Regions from separate parts of the Homo sapiens genome. Here region 2 is linked to region 1. The links are chromatin loops, found by intact Hi-C in ENCODE. Cell type or tissue: CD4-positive, alpha-beta T cell. All regions are shown on one strand. Links, peaks and the distances in the headings refer to the core of each region. The heading gives the core; the rest is flanking DNA. Region 1 overlaps MACROD1 (mono-ADP ribosylhydrolase 1). Region 2 overlaps MARK2 (microtubule affinity regulating kinase 2).

Region 1 (5,357 bases), core at 87-5,086:
CGCACTTTGCAGCACACAGCCACCTTCTCCTTTGACCCTCCCAGCAAGCCTGGGTGTTAGCAAGGGAAGGCCTGCCTTGTCCCTATTCCAGAGATGGGAAAACCCAAGGCTTCAAACTGAGCATGGTGTTGGGAGGTCACGAACCCAAACCTGGCGGGACCTATAACAGAAGAAAAGGCGCAGCCTGGGTCTAGGCCGGCTGCCACCAGCATCTGTCCGTCCTCAGACAGGGAGGCAGACCTGGAGAGACCGACTGGCCTCACTTTCTCCACCCAAATGCTCTCTCTCTTTTTTTTCTTTTTTAATTAGGGGATCATCTCTGGCTCCCTCTTACCTCTGGGCTTTTGCACATACTGTTCCCTCTGCCTAGAAGACTCTGTACTTAGCAAACTCGCCCTCAACCTTTGGTCTTGGCTCATTTATTCCTCAGCGTGCCCCTCAGGCACCCTCAGGTGCCCACACACCGTGCCAGGTGGTGGGAATCTGATGGCAAACACAGCAGATCCCCTATGGAACCTACAGGTCAAGATGGCCAAGATCAAGAAAGGGGGCCGGCGCCGTGGCTCACGCCTGTAATTCCAGCACTTCGGGAGGCTGACATGGGTGGATTGCTTGAGGTCAGGAGTTCAAGTCCAGCCTGGCCAACATGGTGAAACCCCATCTCTATTAAAATACAAAAATTAGTTGGGTGTGCTGGCACACGCGTGTAATCCCAGCTACTAGGGAGGCTGAGGCAGGAGAATTGCTTGAATCCAGGAGTGCAGGTTGCAGTGAGCCAAGATCGTGCCACTGCACTCCAGCCTGGGCGACAGAGTGAGACTCCGTCTCAAAAAAAAATAAAAGAATAAGTGTAAACAAAAGCAAACTATCCCATATCCTGCAGAGCACAGCAGGTACAAAGGGCCTGGGGCAGGAAGCAGCCTGGCTGTTTGGGGAACTGGTGTAGTGGGGGAGGCAGCATTGGGAGTGAGGTGGGAGAGAGGCCAGAGGACCGGCGTTTGAATGCAGTTTTGAACAGAGGAGGGATGGCACCTGATTTATGTTCCCAGGATCCATGGCTGCCGGTCAAGGAACAGATGGGGATGAGATGCACACGGAGATCAGCTGGGAGTTGGGAGCGTCTGTGGGATCTAGGGAGCCATGAGGAAGGCTCAGTCCTGGAGGGTGAGAGGAAGGCTTGGTTTCTAGGGTGTCACGGGGATCAATCCAAAAGAGGATGGAAAGGGAGGGACCCCTGGTGCAGGGTCTCGAGTAAAAAAGAGGGAAGAATGGAGCAACAAAAAAATGACGTTTTGGGGGAAAGAGTCAAACGTTCTGTTTTGCATGCCTGGGCTTTGGGGAATGAGAGCAGGCAGGCACTGTGGGGGTCAGAGGCTCAGAAGAGAGTGGAGGGACAGCCCCGGAGGTTGCTTGCTTAAAGAGCGTTTTGAATCTGTGCAACTGATTAGAAGACCTAGGGAGGAAAGCAGCAAGGACACTTCCTGTCCACAGGGAAGGCAGGAGGGGCCGCTGCATGGGGTGTGGTGACCTTGACCTTGTTGGAAGGAGGGACCAGACTGGGTGGACTGAAGGGAGCATGGGAGGGAAGAAGTGGAGACAGCAGAGGAGGGGGCAGCTGCAGGGGCGTGGAATGCGGGCGTTGAGGGAGGGGACGGGATTATTTGAGGGCAGGCAGGACAGCCTGGTGGAGGGGGACCTGCAGCAGTGAGTCCTCTGGGAGGTGGGCTTGGCAGGTGGCAGCGCTGGTACTGAATGCAGGACCTACTCGTGCCCAAACATGTTTATGGAAGAGGGGGCAGAAGTGGCTGCCAGGAAAGGTGGCTCTGGCTTGAGCAGCAGTGGGGGCTGACCAGGGGTGGGCCTAGCCTTTTGTGATGACCCCACCTTTGCATCCAGCAGGGACTCTGGACTGGGCCCCTTGCATGAGTTCTGTCATCTAATGCTCTCAGCATCCTTGGGTTGTTATCACCCCTGCCAGCAGTGGTTAGATGAGGAGATGGAGGCCTGGATGATGAAGTGACTCTGGCCGGGAAAACACCCTGCTGTGTGAGGGTGGCCTCCCAACCTCCCTGAACATTTGTGGAGGGACCTACCTGTCCCCCTCACTGCCATGTGCATAGAAGCTTCCAGGCTGCAGTCCTTCCTTTCTCACCACCTCCTCTAATTGCTCTCCCGCCTCTACATATTTTTTGATGCTTTTTGAGTTTCTCAATTGTAGCCTTTGCTGTTTGCCGTGGGGGCTGCCCCATCCCGGGAGCCTGTGGTCCAGGGTGCCAGGCTGGGCTGAGCGCCTGGGTGTGCAGGCGGCCTCGGGCCAGCAGGGGGAGCCCGTGAGCTGCTAGCCTGGCCTGGCGCGGTCGGGGCGGGCCCTTCTGAGACGGGTTCCAGGTTTCTGTGCCTGGTGCCACCCCCAAGGGAAGGCGGAGCCCATGGGACAGTGCTCAGGCAAGGGGAGCCGGCCAGGGTGGACCCCGAGTCTGTGAGCGGGTGGGGGGTGCCTGGCTCCTCACTCAAGTCCCTGCTGTGTGAGGGTGGCCTCCCAACCTCCCTGAGCCCCGGTTTCCTCATCTGTAAAACGAGAACGATTCCAACCCCATTGGTCATGCTGGGAGCCCTCAGCCGCTGCCGGGGGGGATGTTGGGGACAGGTGCCAGGTCCACTTGGTCCTGCAGCTCCTGGAGGAGGACAGCTGTCCCGCTGCCTGCATGCAGTGACAGTGAGGGCAGAACTGACTGGCGGTGGGACTGATGGATAATGTCGCTGGCTGAGTGCTGCCAACCGGCTTGGCCTTAGTGTGTGGGAGGAAGCTCGGAGCTGTTCTGCAGGGGACGTCTTCACCCCCGTTCTAATCAGGGAGAAACGGGGGACCCAGAGAGATGTGGACGCTGCTGGAAAGTGGCAGAGCTGAATTCATCACAACCCAGGTCTGCGATGCCTGAGCCAGTCCCTCAGCCTCCCCAGACCTCAGTTTCCCTCCCTGAACAAAGAGAGCAGGACAAGATATTCTAGGGGCCTCTGAGGTTTCCCCAGCATGCCTGCCCTGTGTGCCCAGAGAAGGAGGGACAGGAAGAGCTGGTTTGCATTCTTGGATGAGGCAAGAAAGGAGATGTGGGGGTGCAAGCCCCAGGCCCGTTCCTCTGCCCCCACCCTGATCCTCCTTCCTGCCTCTGCAGCCTTTCTGAAGGGCCTGAGTGACAAGCAGCGGGAGGAACATTACTTCTGCAAGGACTTTGTCAGGCTGAAGAAGATCCCGACATGGAAGGAGATGGCGAAAGGTAGGCCCTGCTCGGGGGAGGCCCTGGTGGGCAGGCTCCAGACCCGTGGCTTGGGAGAATTGTGCAGACAAGAAGAGCTAGTCCAGTGGCATGTATCGAGTGCTTGCTGCAGGCAGGTGCTCCGCGTGTATCACCTCATTCAATTATTTTATTTTATTTTTTGAGATGGAATTTCACTCTTTTTGCGCAGGCTGGAGTGCAATGGCTCGATCTTGGCTCACTGCAACCTCCACCTCCCGGGTTCAAGCGATTCTCCTGCCTCAGCCTCCTGAGTAGCTGGGATTACAGACATGCACCACCATGCCTGGATAATTTTTGTATTTTTAGTAGAGATGGGGTTTCACCATATTGGCCAGGCTGGTCTCGAACTACTGACCTCAAGTGATCTGCCCGCCACGGCCTCCCAAAGTGCTGGGATTACAGGCGTCAGCAACTGCGCCTGGCCATCTCATTCAATTATTAACACAACAAGTGCAATTTTTATCCCCATTGTATGGTTGGAAACAGAGCCCTAGGTTAGGTGAGCCACCTGCCCGAGATTACTTGCTTGTGGGGAGCTGGGGTTTGAAGCTGCGATTTGGTTGCTTACAGTGGGGTGTGTTGGTGAGACAGCAGGCCTGGTGACCCATAACCCTAGGCAAGTCTCTGACCCACCTAATCCTCAGTTTCTACCTCTGTGAAATGGGATAGATGATATTGGCACTGTACCTGCTGGTGGCCTTGCTGTGAAGATGCAAGGAGTCCCCGCGTGATTTTAGCACGCAGTAGGTGCTCCTCAGTGTGGGTTCCTGGTACTGGGTCAGCAGTCATCGTGCTGCAGGCTGCCCCTGGAGGTGGAGGGAGGTCGATAGGGAAGGCCCTGGCCCCTGGGCCCTGGCTGGGTCCCTCTGCAGTGGGCAGCCTCGCTGTGACCTCCCCGGCCCCTACTTGTTCCAGGGGTGGCTGTGAAGGTGGAGGAGCCCAGGTATAAAAAGGACAAGCAGCTCAATGAGAAAATCTCCCTGCTCCGCAGCGACATCACCAAGCTGGAGGTGGACGCCATCGTCAACGCCGGTGAGTGGCTGGCCTGAACCAGAGACCTGGTGGCCGCCCTGTTGCCTTTGCTCTGCTCTGCTGTGCCAGGCCTGGGTGGACGCCACCTGGCTCCAGTGAGGCTCGGGTTGCTGGCAAGGACAGCCTGCTGGCGCCATGGCAGCCCAACGTGTCGGCCACTCGGGCTCCTCTTCCCTTGAAACCCTGACCTGCTGTGTCGGGGGCGCCTTGCTCCACTGAGACCCATTAGTGGCCGGGGAAGGGGGAGAGCTGGGCTGAAACTGGGCTGCCCTGCCAGGAAGGCAGAGGCCACAGCGGGGAGGTCTGACCTTGGGGGGCCACAGAAGCCCCAACCAGCACCTGCCTTCCTCTGCCTTTGGCCTGGCCTGCCCCCGCTTCAGACCTGGGCGGGTGAGGGAGCTTGTCGAGGGATAGTGGGGGCAGAGAGGTCCCCTGCCATGCCCTGGCAGCTTTCCAGAGCCTAGAAACAGGAGCTGCTCAGCTTCCTGCGCTCGCCTCTTGCTGGCTTGGCAGTTTATTGTGATGAGTATGGGAGCCGGCTGCCTCTTTGTGGGAGGGAGGAAGGGGGCTGCTACTCCACACAGCTAGTGGTTGTCTGGCAAGGTCAAAGGCGCCAGGAAAGGACTTTGGCATGGGGTGCCAAGGGCTGGTTAAGTCGAGCAGGTGGCTTGTGGAACAGGTTGAGTGGCGGCTGAACCCCGGCCCTCGCCCGCCTGCTCGCTTGCTCCTTTGCTTACCTGGCATCTGCACCAAGCATTGGAGGAAGGGGGGCCTCTTTCTCAGACCCTGAATATGGGGGGCAGGTCCTCTCGTCTTGGGCTCCAGCTCACAGGGAAAACCCTGCTGTGCCAGCCCCTCCCTAACCTGTGCAGGCCCAGGGCACCCCCAGGAGCTTCTCGAGTCTCCTTCGTCCCCACTTTGCGCTTGTAGCGGTCGTGCCTGGCCCCAGCGCTGTCCCCCAGTGACTCTGGGGCATGGTGGTGCTGATGCTGTGAGCATTTCCGTTAATCTCTGTGAGTGACAGGCTCT
Region 2 (5,357 bases), core at 190-5,189, 250 kb after region 1:
ATAAAAAATTTCTTGGTTTAGGCGAAATACTCTGTGCAACCGCAGTACCGAGGGGGAGCCCTGCCCCCCCATCCACCCTCCCCTTCCTTTGCCTCCAGTAGGGGAGAGGAGAAGGGGGAATCTCTGGGCAGGGGTGAATGTGGGGTGCTGGAGAACAATCTCCCACCCCCCACAAACATGTAAGAGAAAACTGAGAAGGGCCAGGGAGGGGAGAAGTGCCAGCAGGGGAGACACACCAATCCATCGCTGCAGTCTCGCCCAGGTGGGGCGGCGCAGCGGCCGGCAGCCCGTCCAGCTGGCCCGCCCCCGCCGCCCCCGCTCCTGGCAGCCTGTTAAAGCTTCAGCTCGTTGGCTATTTTGGAGGCAATGTTTTTGAAGGCCATGGAGGTGCCCGATATCCGCTTAAATCGAACCCCGTTGAGAGAGAGCCGCGGCAGTTTGCACACCTCCATCTCCCACTGCACGAAGTCCTCGTGGCCCGGCGTGCCGTGCATGCACAGCAGCATGTACTTCTCATGCAGCTCGCTCTGGCAGCTGTTCGCGTCCAGCACCTTGCGGATCTCCCGCATCATCTCGTTGGGCTCCATGGAGCTCGTGGTCTTCATACTCCACGTGAAGCGGAGGGAGCGGGGCTTGGCCTCCCGAAATTCTTCCTTTTCTTTGTCGTTGCCGCCACTGCCCACCACGTGAGGTCTGTGGAGAGGGCAGAGGCGGGCGTCACGGGGGGGCTGAGGCACCCCACCCCAGGAGAGCCACCCTGGCAGACAGCCCCTGAGCCCAGAGAGGAGAGCGGGAGGGAGCAGGAGCAGCCAGGCGTGGCCCCTGGCCTGCGGGGGCGGAGGGTGGCAGTCCTCCAACCCCCATCTCTCAGGACAGCGAAGGGGAGGAGAAGCCAGCCTTGGGGTAGGCGGGGTGGGGTCAGGGAAGACACCAGTGCCCTCAACAGCACGAGCACAGACTCTCTCTCCAGAAAGAAGCCTCCGAGCACAGGGAGGTGGGATAGTCCAGGGGTAGGAATCTGTAGCCCCAACCACCCGACCCAGAACTCCGACTTCCAGAATATACCAGACCTGAGGAGAAGGGCCCGTAACTCCTGCAATTGGGTTTGGGAAGGGGAAACTCTCTGAGGAAAGGGAGGCCCCAGAGGGTAGGGACAGGGCAGAACCACGGGAGGAAGAGCCAAGTGGCAGAAGGAAGAGAGGAGCAGGAGGCTGTGGCAAGCCCGGTGGCCCGGGCAGGGCCAGTGCTGGCTCCAGCCCTCTCACCTGAGCGTCTCCACTCGGTCTTTGCTTTCAGGTTCATTCAGGTTCCTCAAAAAACAGAGCGAGGGAGAGTTTAGTGCTGGGATCTCTCGCTCCTTCCGCCGCCACAGACCCAGATGAGAGTGGGTCTGGGGAGGTGCCACCAGTGGGTGGGCAGGACCCAAGCCCAGGGCCCTCTGCCCATCACCTGGCAAGCCAACAGGGCTCTGCAGCACCTCACACTGGCGGCTCAACCATTCCTTTCCAGCAGGGAGCCCAGCACATGGGGCTTGTCCCTCCCCACATTCCCAGATCTGTGCCGGGGAGAAGGAGCCTCTGCTCTGGGGGAGGAGGGGGAGTGGCTGTGCACGCACTTCACTGAGCACACTGAGCACACGGCCCGGCACGAGGCTGCTCCCCCACAGCCAGGGCTCACGCGCTGTTCTGGGGGTTGCAGGTGTGAGTGCGTTTTTGGAGCCACACGCTAGGGTCTCAGGACTGCAGTCCTTTTGGAGGAAAGGGGCTGCAATGCTTTGAATCTCTGTAGGAGGAGGGGCCGTGGCTACGCAAGGGCCTGTCAGGAGACTCAAAGTGCCAAGGCCTGGGTCTGCATGGTAGGCACCTGGGGATGGCTTCCTGCTGCTGAGTGGAAAAGGCGGCCTCCTCCGACCTTTCCCAACTCCCCTACCTGCTGGCCTGCCAGGCCATCTGCTCATACGCAGGGAGGATGAGGGTGGGGTGGGGCAGGGCAGGGCAGACACCTTGGTTGGGTGGGTGGGGAAGAGGTCTGGCCCCGCTGAGCGGCTTCTCCAGCTCCTGGCTGGAAGATGGGTGTCTGGAGCTAGGAAACTGGGGATTGCAGAGGAGGAAGGATATGAGAGGAAGGAGGAAGAGCAGCAGCACATAGAAATAAACAGGAAGACACAACCAACACAGGGGTGCACACAAGCGCACTGCGAGCAGGGAGCCCGGCTGTGCGAGGAAGGCACCCTCCCTGCTCTCTCCAGACCCCCTGTGGGGCAGCCCCCTGCTGGGGCCCCTTGAGGCAGCAGCCAGTCATGCAGTCAACAGCTGGGTGGGAGGAGGAGGGGATAGGGAAAGCCTGAAGACCCTGTCTGGACGTTCCTCCATCAGCTGTGGCACCAATGTGCCTGCCAGGCATCCCAGTCCCAATGCAGGGCCTGAGCAGACAGCCTTGGGGAACAAGCACTCTTAACCTGGCCCTTGGTCTTCAGCTTGGTATTTGGTCCCCGAGGCCTGCAGAGAGGATGAGCATAAGGCCAGGGGTGAAAGAGCCAGGAAGGGGACTGTGAAGGGAGACCCCTGAGTAAGGGTGCAGAGATCTCCTGTTGTTTTGCTACGGCTTGGGGTAGAATGGCCGTTGCCCTAGAATGTCCCAGCTCCCCGCACTTTGGAAGAGACAGGCCATATCTGGAGAAAACAGCCTAGAGGAGAAGAGGCTTGATTTATCCAGATGCTGCTGGTGGCAGGGGTGCTGGGGCAGGGGTGCGGGTGGGTGGGGCTAGTTCTGCAGGAGCTGCCAGGAGGGGGTGCTGTGCTCCATTTGTGAGACAAAAGCTCCTAAGGTCTGGGGGAGCCAGACTGAAACCTTGGGGCCCCAGGGTCCCCGTAGTGTCTCCAAAGTCCTGCGATCCCATAGGCCACGGGGAAGAGGTCACATAGCTCTGAAGTTCAGGAAACCCAGGAGACAACAAACAAGATACCATCCCAGATGCACTTGTAACCCTGGAGCTTCCTCATAGCGCATGCACATGACAAGGGAAAGGGCAGGAAAGGATCCCAACACTTGTGACCAAAACCTGGGGTGAGAGGGAGTGGGGGTGGGGTGGGGTGGGTGAGAGGAGACAATCTTAAAGGGAGGCTTCCCTGAGACAGTCTCCCCTTACTTGAGGACAGGCGTTAACTGTGGGCCCAAGGAAGGCCCTCATTTTTAAAGCCATTTGCCCTGAGTGGGCCAATGTGGCCTCTTAGCCCTGCCTGTTTGTACTGGGGGCACGGAGGGCAGGCCTTGTGCTGATGCCCAATCAGAGGCAGTCTTCATCCCTTTAAGATGGCAGAGAGAGGAGGGCCACACAGACTTGGTTAAGCAGATGGAGGAGAGTAAGAGCCAGAAAAGGGGAGTTAGTGATGGAGGCAGGACACAGGACACAGACACACACACACACACACACACACAGCGGGCTCAACGCCTACCTTCTGGCAAACCTGAAAGACAGATTTCTAAAAAAACAAACAAAAAAAAGACAAAATAAAAAAAGAAATAAAAAAAAAACCAACAAGACGGTATGTGGATAAGCAGGTGGGGGAGGTGGCTTTACAGGTTCAAGGGTCATCCCATTTTCGGAAGAGCCGCTCAGCGAGACTAGAGTCCCAGGCTTTCAGACCTGCCCACACTCTCTGCAGGCCTCACACTTGCATTCTGGGGCTCGGATGGGGCAGTGGCTTTGGCTCCTCCAGCAGAGTGGAGTGAAACGTAGAGGAAGGGCAGGCGAGCCTGTTCTCTCAAAGCCCCTGCTGCTTCCTGAGCTGCTACTCCAAGGCAGGGAGAGGAATGGCAGGATGGGGATGCGGAGCATCCCAGGAGGCCAGCCAGTTGGCTGGATGCACTTCAAGCTGCACCTCTGTGGTGGCTGGGGGCTCAGGTGTGAGAAACCCCGTGAAGAGATCCCCACCCTGGGTCCAACACAGGAAACCTTTGGCACATCGGAGTTAGGTTAGGGAAGAGGCCACTGTAGGCCCTCGCCAGTGATTTCATTTATAGGTTTCACCCTAAAACCCCCGGGCAGAAGGGCATGGCTGCGCCTGCAGCCAGAAACAGAACCAACTAGTGGGAGAGGCAGTCAAAGGGGCAAGAGACCAGGACAAAATTTTCCTTGCTGGCCCCAGCCTGGCTCATGCCTCATGACTTTGCAGCTGCGTCACCAAATATAAGTTTCCATGGGAACCCAGGAGAGAAGGGGGGGCTTTTATTTTAGCATCTGAGTTCACACTCTCCTAGAGAGGAGGCGGCATCGGCCATCTGCTTGGGGCCAGAGAATGAGGGGTGCCTGTGAGGAGTTGGGGAGAGGCCTAAGAGGGGTGGGCCTGGGCACATAAGGTGTTGACAAAGACCTAATTTCTTGTGCTTCCTGAAGCCTCTTCTAACCCCAGGACCCAATACCGGTACAGAGTGTCCCAAACCCCAACCCCCAACCCCCAACCCACCCCGAGTAAAGCAGGAAGGCCTGGCCTGAGCCTCTCTGCCACCCAAAGCTCCTTGCTTACCTGCGTACAAACTTGGAGGTGAACTTGCTGAAGATGCTCCCAGAGGCCCCCCGCCGGCCCTGGCTGTGGCCAGAGGGAGAGGCTGGGGTCACACCGTAGGGCAAATTCTGCTGGTCCCGCACCTGTCGGAGCTGCCCAGCATGGAAGGTGCTTCGGCTGGACACACCCCGGGGGAAGTTAGTTCGGTCTGGGGCTCCACCACTGCTGCTGATGTTGTGGGCGGATGGGGAGGCAACAGGGACACGCTGGGGGGCTGTGCTGTGGGAAGAGAAGTGGGGTTGAGGGGGACGAATTAGGGTACAGGACAGCCATCACTGGGCACCTGGACACCCTGTGGTGGGGACAGGGAGGGGGATGCTAGGGCAGAGGCAGCCATCACGAGGACACAGAAGGAAGGGTGTGACTACTGAGGACAGTGGTGAGAAGGAAGTCTCGTGGAAGTGGAAGGAGATGGTTTGGGAAGGGAGGGAGGGAGGCAAGGAAGGACCCCTGTGTGGAGTGTGGTTTAGGCTGGAGACAGCGGGCTCCCTGGGAGCCGGGCAGACTGGACCCTCAAGGCGGCAATGGGGACCAACCCTTGAGGATTGAGTCCCTGTGATGCCGACTATCCCCGGGGTCCCTAAGGAAACCCTGGAAGGTTCAGAACAAAAAGGTTTCCCTTTGGAGCCTTAGGACAGCTTCCTGCATACCTGTTCTGAGAGGGAGAACTGGAAAAGAGGGGCATTAATGCTCTTTTTTGTTCCCTCCACTTCCTGGCCGCAGGGGACAGACCCATTTCTTGTGGCTAAGATGACAAGAACACAGCAGGACCCCCAAGTGGGAAGAAGAAAT

Evidence for each region. Hi-C counts contacts between places; a loop is a spot of excess contacts. Peaks named below come from ENCODE experiments on the same cell type or tissue, not always from the same donor. Only the 100,000 strongest peaks of a DNase experiment are listed, where the experiment ranks them.
Region 2: it touches region 1 in a loop (3-fold over the local background); 5 of 110 quality-filtered maps call a loop at or near these places.

Annotation. Positions count from the first base shown.
Region 1 is chr11:64,150,210-64,155,566 of GRCh38, reverse strand. MACROD1 (mono-ADP ribosylhydrolase 1) reads left to right here. Exons shown (of 11, transcript NM_014067.4): 2 at 3,174-3,275; 3 at 4,212-4,328. Among named protein-coding and RNA genes, the nearest start is that of MACROD1, 13 kb to the left of the region's middle. RefSeq lists enhancers at 1,193-2,187, 2,188-3,183 and a silencer at 2,227-2,446. In CD4-positive, alpha-beta T cell, for the core only: CTCF peaks have their summits at 2,073 and 2,277 (motif pointing right); a DNase peak (open chromatin) is centred at 2,326.
Region 2 is chr11:63,904,213-63,909,569 of GRCh38, reverse strand. MARK2 (microtubule affinity regulating kinase 2) reads right to left here. Exons shown (of 19, transcript NM_001039469.3): 16 at 4,527-4,784; 17 at 3,456-3,482; 18 at 1,266-1,310; 19 at 1-693. The coding sequence ends at 333. Among named protein-coding and RNA genes, the nearest start is that of RCOR2, 10 kb to the left of the region's middle. RefSeq lists an enhancer at 1,436-2,109. In CD4-positive, alpha-beta T cell, for the core only: CTCF peaks have their summits at 2,621 and 2,822 (motif pointing right); a DNase peak (open chromatin) is centred at 2,789.